Regions from separate parts of the Homo sapiens genome. Here region 1 is linked to region 2. Evidence: chromatin loops called from intact Hi-C (ENCODE). Cell type or tissue: dorsolateral prefrontal cortex. All regions are shown on one strand. Each heading gives the region's core, and the rest is flanking DNA. Links, peaks and the distances in the headings are about the cores only.

Region 1 (5,372 bases), core at 159-5,158, 170 kb after region 2:
ATCTATGAATGTAGGCATCACTCTCTCTTGGGCAGTTATCACATTGGCAGACTGAAGGGATGTGATTTCTACAGTCAAACTATCCATTTGGAGTACAAATCTGGAGTGGCTGTAAAATTCGGTTCTCAGAGATGAACTTGCAGATTCAGACTTTCAATTGTTCTGTTGTTTTAGTTTTTCTCATCAACTGGGGAACTGTTTGTGACTAAGCTTTGTTAAAAGTAGAGAAGAGTTTTTCATAGTTCCAACATTAGTTGTTACCCGAAACAAACAAAAACACACACACATACAATTAAACAATAATCTTTGGTGAGGTCTTGCTGATACCTGAGGCTGGAGTGAGAGCTGACTGGTGATACAGGCCAGGTGCAAACTGAGTGCAACTAAGTGGATAATCTCCAGTAGTGAACTACAGTCTAGAAGAAGATAGTAATAATAGATTAAAAAAAAGTCTCCTGAAGTGAACCAGCTGGCGTGTGGTGTAGGACACAGGACCCCACCCACCTTATGATTCTAAGAGCCTTGCTCAAAGCCACTGCAGTTGAGTTCGCTAGGTCTCTACCACCTCCTCAGCATCAATTGACTCTCCATAATACTCCTCTGGAGAGAAATAAGGGTCTTTCAACCTCCCAGGAAGGGATTTGCTTAGCCTCAAATATGCACATTCAGGAATAGCTTGTCGTAAGAAAGAGAGGATAGTTTGCAGAGAAATAACCCTCCTAAGTCCACATCCTATTCCTTTTAAATAAGAGAGTGGTGACAAGGGAAGAGCCCTAGAATGTCAAAGCCAACAGGGTGCTCAGATACCACCCAAGTACAGTTCCATCTTTGGCCATAAGGAGACAATGGTGTCAAGAGGTTAAGGCCGTATGATCTGTAGGTGAAAAATCTGGGATGGGAATCAAGTCCTCAAACCTTTTCCACTACATCACAGAGTTTAGGAGCAGTTAGAGGGAAGGCTTCAATCTGGAGAACACTAACAGGCTCTAGAGATTATTGGGTCATGGTGGCTGGGACAGAAATAAGGATTCACAGAAAGATGTTTATAGTAAATGTTCTTTTGGGATTTTGCTTGATAAAAAGGCTGAGCAAAAGTAAAAATTTATTTCTTTTCTTTTCTTTTTTTTTTTTTTTTTTGTTTAGACAGTTTCACTCTTGTTTCCCAGGCTGGAGTGCAATGGTGCAACCTCAGCTCACCACAACCTCCACCCCCTGGGGTTCAAGCAATTCTCCTGCCTCAGCCTCCCAAGTAGGTGTGATTACAGGCATGCACCACCACGCCCAGCTAATTTTTTTTTTTTTTTTTTTTTTTTTTAGTAGAGACAGGGTTCCTCCATGTTGGTCAGGCTGGTCTCAAACTCCCAACCTCAAGTGATCCTCCCAAAGTGCTGGGATTACAGGCTCCAGCCACCACACCCGGCCAAAAGTAAAAATTTTCTAATTGCAATTCTGAACCACTTAGGGGTTGTGAAATCAATATAGTGGACTGCTTATTACTACAGGCTTTATTTAAATTCTAGGTAGGGTGGATTACACATAGTAAAAGATTTTTTAAAAACTGATCACAGGACAGGCGCGGTGGCTCATGCCTGTAATCCCAGCACTTTGGGAGGCTGAGGCAGGTGGATCACGCGGTCAGGAGATTGAGACCATCCTGGCTAACACGGTGAAACCCCGTCTCTACTAAAAATAAAAAAAAAAAAAATTAGCTGGGCATGGTGGTGGGTGCCTGTAGTCCCAGCTACTCAGGACGCTAAGGCAGGAGAATGGTGTAAACCCGGGAGGGCGGAGCTTGCAGTAAGCCAAGGTCACGCCAATGCACTCCAACCTGGGCAACAGAGCAAGACTCCATCTCAAAAAAAGAAAAAAAAAAACTGATCACAAAGAATTGTATATTTCTCACTGCGTCTTGTGGTCAGAAAAGTTTGAGAAACTACTCTACATAGGCAAATTACAGGTCCAATCTCTCCATCTACCTCTTTATCTCTTCTCTATTTCCACGCTATGCAGACAAGACCACGGAGAGAGGAAGGCAAATTCCATCAATGGGTGCTGTTAAGCCTTTTCTATGAGGTAGCTGCACATTTGGGGCACTTCAATACTGGTTACTTGAGATTCTAGTAGACAGATTGTCCTTTTCATCTCTAGCCACATGGTAAAATTACTTGGGAGCTTTTTAAGACTACTAGTGGCTTCCACCCACCTGGAAGCATTTAAATCAGAATCTCTATGTGTAGAGTCCAGGCACTTGTGTTAGTTAAAACCTCACCAGGCTTTATAATATGACAGAGTGGTTTAAAGCTACGGAGTAGACCCACCCTATTTCCTACCTTTCTCTTTGTTTCTCTTTCACCATAGGCTTCTTTCCCATGAGAAAGTAAAGATTTTAGTCTCTGTTTTCAGAGTCTCAAGTAAATCACTCTCTTTCTCAACTGGACTTCCAAGGCAAAGATTTCTTTCTATTTATCTATCTGCATTTTTACAAAGTTGGCCTCTGGATTCCCTTTTCCCAAACCTAATTCACCACAAAGGTGCCCCTCAAGTCAAGGAGCTGGGCTTTCATACACCTGCACCTGTCAATCATGGTAAATATTTTGCAGGCAGGGTTGCTGGGTGCTGTGGGATTGACGTAAACTCCCAGGTATTGCCAGCTCTGAGCCTCAGGCAAGCTTGTGACTAAATGACTCCAGTAGTCTGAGGATAGTCCTTACTCAGAAGGGTCTTTGGAAGCAAAAGCAAACATAGGCATGAGAGGGTAAAAAAAAAAAAAAAAAAAAAAAAAAAAATCTCATGTCATCTTGGCTTATACCTAACAGAACTTGTGCAAGAATGGATATTAAGGTGGGTATTGTACAGAGCAGAACTTAATAAATACCAAGTCTGGAGTTTAAGGGATAGGCTGAAGAGATTTTGCAGGCTTGTAAACATTTTTGCCAACTTGAACACACTTTTGTTTGGGTTTGGTTTTTCTCCTCATTGGTAAGAGCTACGCACAATAGGGTAGCTAAGATATTATAATTTGAATCGATACATTTGTATTTTGCCAAGGATCAAGATGAACTATGATGATTTCCATTTTTTAGTACTTTATTTTCATCAGTTTGAAAATTAGGACTTTTGCTCCTTTTTTGGCTTGTGGCACCTTTTTGGTTTTCACACTTTCTCAAAGACCAGTAACTTAGAATCTAAATTATGATTGCTTATTCTTTCAGTACTCTAGGGGAAAGTTGATTTAATCTTGACAAAATGTATTCAGTTAAAATAATTGTTCTCTTAAATCTTTCTTTCTTTCTTTCTTTCTTTTTTCTTTTTTTGGAGATGGAGTCTTGCTCTGTCACCCAGGCTAGTGTGCAGTGGCACAATCTTGGCTCACTGCAACCTCCGCCTCCTGGGTTCAAATGACTCTCCTGCCTCGGCCTCCCGAGTAGCTGGGCCTATAGGCGCATGCCATCACGCCCGGCTAATTTTTGTATTTTTAGTAGAGATGGGGTTTCACCATGTTGTTCTCTTAAATCTTTTCACCTTTTAAGTTTGTCCTTCCTTTCTCCAATTTGCAATAGGGGAGTGTGGCTCGCAGCTAAATAGTAGACTTCTCAGAGCTACTTATTCCTGGAGCCTGGCAGTCTGCAGGCCTGGAGGGGGAGCATCTAGAAAGCAGCCCTCTCTAAGTTGAGAATAACTATGAGAATTGTGGGTTATAAGGCTTTGAGCAGCTCTGGCCTCCCCGTCCTCTTTTGTTTCTACTGTGGGATGTGACAAGAGAAGGAACTCATCTGAGAGAGACTTCATATTGTGGCCTTTCACCGATTACTTCTGGAAATTTGATTCAGGCAAGCCAGGGAGAGTGTCTGGTATTCTTCTCTGAGAAGAAGAATTCATTATACAGCTGGACAATGGAATCTATGATCTGCCTGTAGAGGTTAGAGGTGCATCCTGTTCCGGGAAATAATTACAATTTAGGCAAGTTATACATGTTTGCTTAAGAGAATGCTTTCTGCACATTTCATGTTCTTCCTTTCTATCTTAGCCTAGGGAGAAAACCGTGGGGACTCAGGGCTGGAACTTTAGTGTGATGGGGCAGAAGCTTAATTTTCACATGATTCTCAACAAATGGCAGCATATCCCATGTATTATCATGTCCAATGGCTGCAATATGAAGGAGGCTTTTCCGAAATAGTTGCTGCTTTGGTAAAAAATTAACTAGATGGATTCAAAGTCAAATTTGAAGAAAGCTGAGCAGGCAGAAGAAACAATCAGTGAACCTGAAGATAAGGCAATGGAAATCATCCAGTTTGAGGAACAGAAATAAAAAAAGATTGAAGAAAAGTGAACAGAGCCTAAGTGACCATCAAGTGGACCACCATGTACATTGTGGAAGTTCTTTTTTGTTGTTGTTGTTTTGGGGGGTGGGAGGGGGGAAGGAGTTTCATTTTTGCTGCCCAGACTGGAATGCAATGGCGCTATCTCAGCTCACCGCAACCTCTGCCTCCTGGTTTCAAGCAATTCTCCCACCTCAGCCTCCCAAGAGGCTGAGATTGCAGGCATGCACCACCATGCCTGGCTAATTTTGTATTTTTAGTAGAGACGGCATTTCTCCATGTTGGTCACGCTGGTCTCAAACTCCTGACCTCAGGTGATCCTCCCGCCTCGGCCTCCCAAAATGCTGGGATTACAGGCATGAGCTACTGCTCCCAGCCTTGCATTGTGGAATTTCTAAAGAAGAGGGAGAGAAGGGCAATAGAGAATATTTGAAGAAATCATGGCTGAAAACTTCCCAAATTTGATGAAAGACATGAATACAAACACAGTAGCCTAACAAACTCCAAGTAAGATAAACCTAAAGAGACCTACACCAAAACGCATTATAATCAAACTTTCAAAAGTCAAAGAGAATCTTTAAATTGGTAAGAGAAAAGCAACTGGTCACATGCAAGAAATCTTTAATAAGATTATCAACAGATTTCTCATCAGAAACTTTGGAAGCTGGAAGGACAGGAAATCAAAAGCTGCCAACAACCAGGAGGGGTGGCTCATATCTATAATCCCAACACTTTGGGTGGCTGAGGCAGGCAGATCACTTGAGGTCAGGAGCTCAAGACCAGCCTGGCCAACATGACAAAACCCTGTCTCTATTAAAAATACAAAAATTAGCCAGGCGTGGTGGTGGGTGACTGTAATCCCAGCGACTTGAGAGACCAAGGTGGGAGAATCACTTGAACCTGGGAGGCGGAGGTTGCAGTAAGCCAAGATCTCGCCACTGCACTCCAGCCTGGGTGATAGGGTGAGACTCTGTATTAATAAACAAACAAACAAACAAAAGCTGCCCGTGAAAGGGAAAAGGATCAATAAATGGGTATTCCAAAAAGTCAAAA
Region 2 (5,372 bases), core at 123-5,122:
GGCTGGATCTTGGCTCACTGCAATCTCTGCCTCCCGGGTTCAAGCGATTCTTCTGCTTCAGCCTCCTGAGTAGCTGGGATTACAGGCATGCGCCACCACGCCCCGCTAATCTTTTGTATTTTTAGTAGAGACGGGGTTTCACCATGTTGACCAGGCTGGTCTCGAACTTCTGACCTTGTGATCCGCCCGCCTCGGCCTCCCAAAGTGCTGGGATTACAGAGCCACCGCGCCCAGCCTCAGTCCCACTTTTTAACCGAGGTCTACAAAGATGTGGTGAGCTGGCCTTTCCTCCCCTCTCGCCCACTGTCACCATGAGTCCCCACAACTGCTGTGTCTGACCTCTATCCCTTTCATCGTGTGCCCCCTCCATCTGGAATGTCCTTCCATCCTCCTCCCTCTTGAAGACTCAGTACCCATCCCTCCTCCATGAGGGCCACCCTGATTTATTTCCCCCTTGCTGGCCTCCGCCCCACACTGCCCAGGGCCACTATGAGCATGACCTGTCATGCTTGGTTGACCATAACTGATTTTGACCTTTGCCTCCCCCAGAAGACTGAGTTCCCAGCGGGCAGGGTGGTAAGGGTTGCCAGACAAAATGCAGTTCACACAGTTCAACCGGAATTTCGGATGAACGGATAATGCTTTAGTATTCTATATCCCAAATATTGCATGGGACATACTTATACTAAAATACAACTTTTTTATCTGAGATTCAAAGCTAGTCAAACATCCCGGGTTTTGTTGTTGCTGTTTTTGTTAATCTGGCAGCCCTCGGGATGTCCACTATGTACTGAATGCTTCTGCTGTGCTAGCTCTGGGCTACGGCACTGGCAAGCAGGTTCTTCTTTTTTTATTTTTATTTTTGAGACGGAGTCTTTCTCTGTCATCCAGGCTGGAATGCAATGGCGCAATCTCAGCTCACTGCACCCTCTGCCTCCTGGGTTCAAGCCATTCTCCTGCCTGAGCCTCCCAAACAGCTGGGACTACAGGCATGTGCCACCACGCCTGGCTAATTTTCGTATTTTTAGCAGAAACCCAGTTTTGCCATCTTGGCCAGGCTGGTCTCAAACTCCTGAGCTCAAGTGATCCGCCTGTCTCGGCCTCCCAAAGTGCTGGGATTACAGGTGTGAGCCACTGCGCCCGGCCATCAACTATTACTGTGACCATCAACTGAGATTACACCGGTAAGGCACCTAGCAGGGGACCTGCCAGAATCAGAATTCAGTCAATGGTGCAGCTACAGCTGGGGAGGCTCACAGGTGGGGCTGGGACTCTGTGCCATCACCCATAGTCCCACAACAGAGGCACAGACTCAGCTCTCTCCTCGGTCACACAGTTGGTAAGTGGCACTTGAACACCCATCTGTCTGTGCATGCAGGGCCTGGCTGGCAATATGGGCATGCAGGGAGTGAAGAGATGGAATGTGTCTCAGGGGCTCCTCCTAGGGCCTAGTTTTCGGCTGTCACTGTCCCTTATCCTTGCTCTGCCAGCCCAGAGGGGGCCTACCTAGGGAACAGCAGGGCTGTCCTGGCTGCTGGGCTGTTGGGTGTGAACAGCCCAGGGTGCAGTTGCCACCAAAGGACACTAGGTGGAGCCACAACCTACCCCCAGACCCAGGAGAAGTTCCAGGTTGGGGGCCACGACCTATTGGGTTCCAGTTCACCTTTTGTGCCTAGGAGGCCAATTCCTCACAGGACTTGACATCCTGCCCATCTACCTCCCCCAGTCTTTCACCCCGTAGATCAACCACATGCTCCACCCTGCATTCATCCCTCGTTCACCCATCCAACTGCCCATCCACTTGTTGCCTGCCCATCAACGTGCACCAGGCTACCCCCCTTTGCCCACCCACCCTCTTGTTCCCAACACGACTCAGCCCCTCTTCTGACCCCTGTCACGTGTGCCCTCTCCCTCCCTCTCACACACATCCTGAGCCCCTCCCAGCTGGCATCTCCCTGTCCCTAAAGCCCTGGTTCTCTGTCCACTTCCCTGACTCCTGAGACCCCAAGGCTGACTCTGACTGAGACCCCTGACTCTGCAGCCCCCATGGACCCCCACTCACTGATTTCTCCTCCCTCCCCACTCCCTAGACACAGGGCTGCCATTTGCTGGGGCTGATGCTGAGCCGGGCACTTCATGATGGTGCGGGGAGCAGGCACCATGCCTGGTGATCCAGAGGGGGTCCCGTCAACACAGATGAGGGAGACAGAAGACCCAGCTACGTATCTATCTTCAGAAACATGCTGGCTCGTGGCTGCCAGCCTCCACACCCCAGCGCCAGCGTCACCCCCACACACACTCACATACTGCTGCATCAGAACAGGCTGTTGAATATTTCATGACCGACGCTCAGCGGCCTAAATTATTCACCCCGTAACCAAGGCACAGTGAGTGCCGGGGTCTTTGGGATCAGGGGCTGGTGGGGGCCCACTGGGTTCTTTCTGCAGAGGCCCACGGCGGTGTACACAGCGGGTGGGGGGCCAGACCTGCAGTGAGCTCTGCTCTCTCAGCACTCCCTACTTGGCAGAGATCCATGACCCAGGGGTGCCCAGCCAGCCAGAGAAGGTCTGAGAAGCTGGCATCAAGCAGGATCTGAGCAGCAGGGGGAAGTGGTACCCACGGCCTCCTGCAGGGCCGCTGGCTGGCACTCCCAGCCCAAGTTCCTGGCACGGAATGAGCCCTCAGTAAGTGCTGGAGCTCATCACCATTCTCATTAGTATTCCACCATCTGCACTCATGCGCCCCATTATGGAGTCAGAGCCTCCAGCTTGGAATACCCCAGAACATGAGGCAGATATGCTGTTGGGCTGGGTGGGAAGGGGTCCTGGCTCAACATCCCCTTCCACCTTGGCCTGAGGACAAGAAGAACAATGGGCACTCTCACAGTCACTGGGGAGTATTACAAAGATATGGATGAGCATAAGGACCAAAATGAAATTCCCATCACACACCTGGAATCCAAGCACCTCGGGAGGCCAAAGCAGGAGGACTGCCTGAGCCTAGGAGTTCGAGACCAGCCTGGGCAACATAGAGAGACCTCCGTCTCTACAAACAATACAAAAATGAGCCAGGTGTGTTGGTGCACACCTGTAGTCCCAGCCACTCAGGAGGCTGAGGAGGGAGGATCACTTGAGTCCAAGAAGTTGAGGCTGCAGGGAACTATGATCATACCGCTGCACTCCAGCCTGGGTGTCAGAGCAAGAGCCTATCTCTAAAATAAATAAATAAATGAGAAAATAAACAAAATTCCCATCACTAGAGAGAGGAATTAATAAAAGTAATAATAGTAAATAATAATAATAGTGATAGCAGCCACCATTTACTGAATGATTACTCTGTCTCAAGCACTGTGATGAGTACAACACACACGTTCTCTCAGCTGGTCTTTGTAACAACCCCACAGGACAGGTGTTAGCATTGTTCTTCTGGTACAGATGAGGAAACTGAGGCACAGAGAGCTAAGATCACTCTGTGAGAAAGAGGCAGAGCCCCGATTTGAGGCTGTGTCTGATGCAGAGCCTGCTTCTGACTCCAAATGTGCCACGTCTACACCCCTTCTGCTCTTGGTCGGTCTGTCCCTCTGCCTCCCTCCCTCCCTCCCACTGCACAGACCACTGCCCTTCCCCACAGACCTCACTGCTGGGAACTCAGGAACACTCTTTGACAGCTGCTGGGGCACAGCCCCGCAGGAGGACCTGGCTCGAGTCCCGTGCCTTTGAGCTGTGCCACAGTCTTGCTTCTTGTCTCTTTGTGTTCCCAAACCCATCCATGAAATGGGGGCAACAGTTGTCATCCTGACCTCGTGCAGAGTGCCTGAGAAGTGCCTGCAGAGCCCTGAGCACAGGCCTGGTGCCTGGCGCACAGCCATTGCTGAACTTTAGGATCCTTCCCTGTGCCTGGGAGGACCAGCCACCAGGGGGGTCTATGGCTGGCCTGGCCTGTCCGGGTCCTGCCAAGTACGGGCCAGGCTGGGCATCATTTCTGCTGTGGGGAACACTACCTAGAGGGGAGAGGATGGGTCTTGGGGGAGACCTCTGACTCCCAGACCCTTGCCAGCTCTAGCCCTGACCACAGTGACAGCTGCAGAAAAGTGCTCCCAGACCAAGCCCTTGCCCTTTGCCCCGGCTTTGACCCAAACCCTCTTTGTAGGTCAGAGGCGCCCTGGCGATGATCGTATAAATCATGATTTGTTTTCTTTCTCCTGGGAACAAAGATGCTATGGATGAACTGTAACTATTCATCAAGTCACCTCTGATTACACAAAAGAAACATGGGTCCCCCGTGTGGGCTGTGGGAATCTCTGGCGGAGACTGGTGCCAGCTGACTGCCAGCACCGCCGCAGGGAGTGAGCTGCCCATGGAGCCAGAGTCGGGCTGCAGAATGATTCCCGCAGCCCGCCCCACTGCCAGTCACGCCTCCCCAGAGGGAGGCCAGGAAGAGGCTGTCCCTCCGAGGATCAGTCTGGTTGTGGCCCGTGACTGCTTTCAATTGAAATTCACGGAGCCTTTGGTGGATCTACGGCTCTCGGTGTCCTCCAGTCAAACTTCCCGGCCTATGTTAAAAGATTCCCAAGTAGGCCTGGCCCAGGGAAGAAATGCAGCCCCGATTTGAGAAAGGTTCTACACCCCAGCCCATCAGCTAGCATGGAATAGTTCCAGAAGCCTACAGTTGCCTGCAACTCTCCCAGCCTCCCAGGTCTTCCTCCTGGCCCGTAATTAGGCCAAATTTGACCCCCCCTGAGGCCTCTACACCTCCCCACATCACTGCCAGTTCCACCATGGCAGGGCTGCGAGGCCGACCCTCTTTTCATTAGGTTCTCAGCTCTCCTCCCCTCAAAGATGCCTGGCTTCCCTGACCCCTCAACTTAAAGAACCATCCCCATCGCTTCCTACCAAACTCCTCATTTCACTATATAGCACTTGCCACTCCTGAATTATCTTGTTCTCCTATTCCTCAGACCCATACATGCGTGGATAGAAGAATGTGTGGCTGACGTGATGACAGGCCGGGCAGTTGAGTGCACCCACTTGCTGTTTGTTGAATGAATAAATATGAGAAGGGACATCCAGGCCAGGAGTAGGGGATGTCTCTTCACTCATGGCCGCAGCCTGGTAGAGCAGGTTAGATCCACTTGCCAGATAGGCTCGGAAATGCCCAGAGGGGAGTTTTGTCTAGGGTCACATGCAATGAGCTGTAGGCAGAGTGGACAAGTCCCTGGGATTCCATGCCCCACTCATTCAGCAGATGTTTACTGGAGTCAGGCTCTGGGCATACAGAGCCGGGAAGACAAAGCCCCTGGCCTTATTAGTCACGGACAGACGGGATGAAAACACACATCTGTCTGTGTGATGCAGGGCCCAGCCAGAAATCCG

The links. A loop is a pair of places that touch in the nucleus more often than their neighbours do. Peaks named below come from ENCODE experiments on the same cell type or tissue, not always from the same donor. Only the 100,000 strongest peaks of a DNase experiment are listed, where the experiment ranks them.
Region 1: it touches region 2 in a loop (1.0-fold over the local background); 1 of 110 quality-filtered maps calls a loop at or near these places.

The regions. Positions count from the first base shown.
Region 1 is chr1:16,879,303-16,884,674 of GRCh38, forward strand. No RefSeq gene overlaps it. Among named protein-coding and RNA genes, the nearest start is that of TRN-GTT4-1, 7.7 kb to the right of the region's middle. In dorsolateral prefrontal cortex, for the core only: no CTCF peak of the experiment used is centred there; no DNase peak of the experiment used is centred there.
Region 2 is chr1:16,708,378-16,713,749 of GRCh38, forward strand. It overlaps the pseudogene ESPNP. Among named protein-coding and RNA genes, the nearest start is that of TRG-CCC5-1, 16 kb to the right of the region's middle. RefSeq lists an enhancer at 1-294. In dorsolateral prefrontal cortex, for the core only: no CTCF peak of the experiment used is centred there; a DNase peak (open chromatin) is centred at 2,480; H3K4me3 peaks cover 700 bases.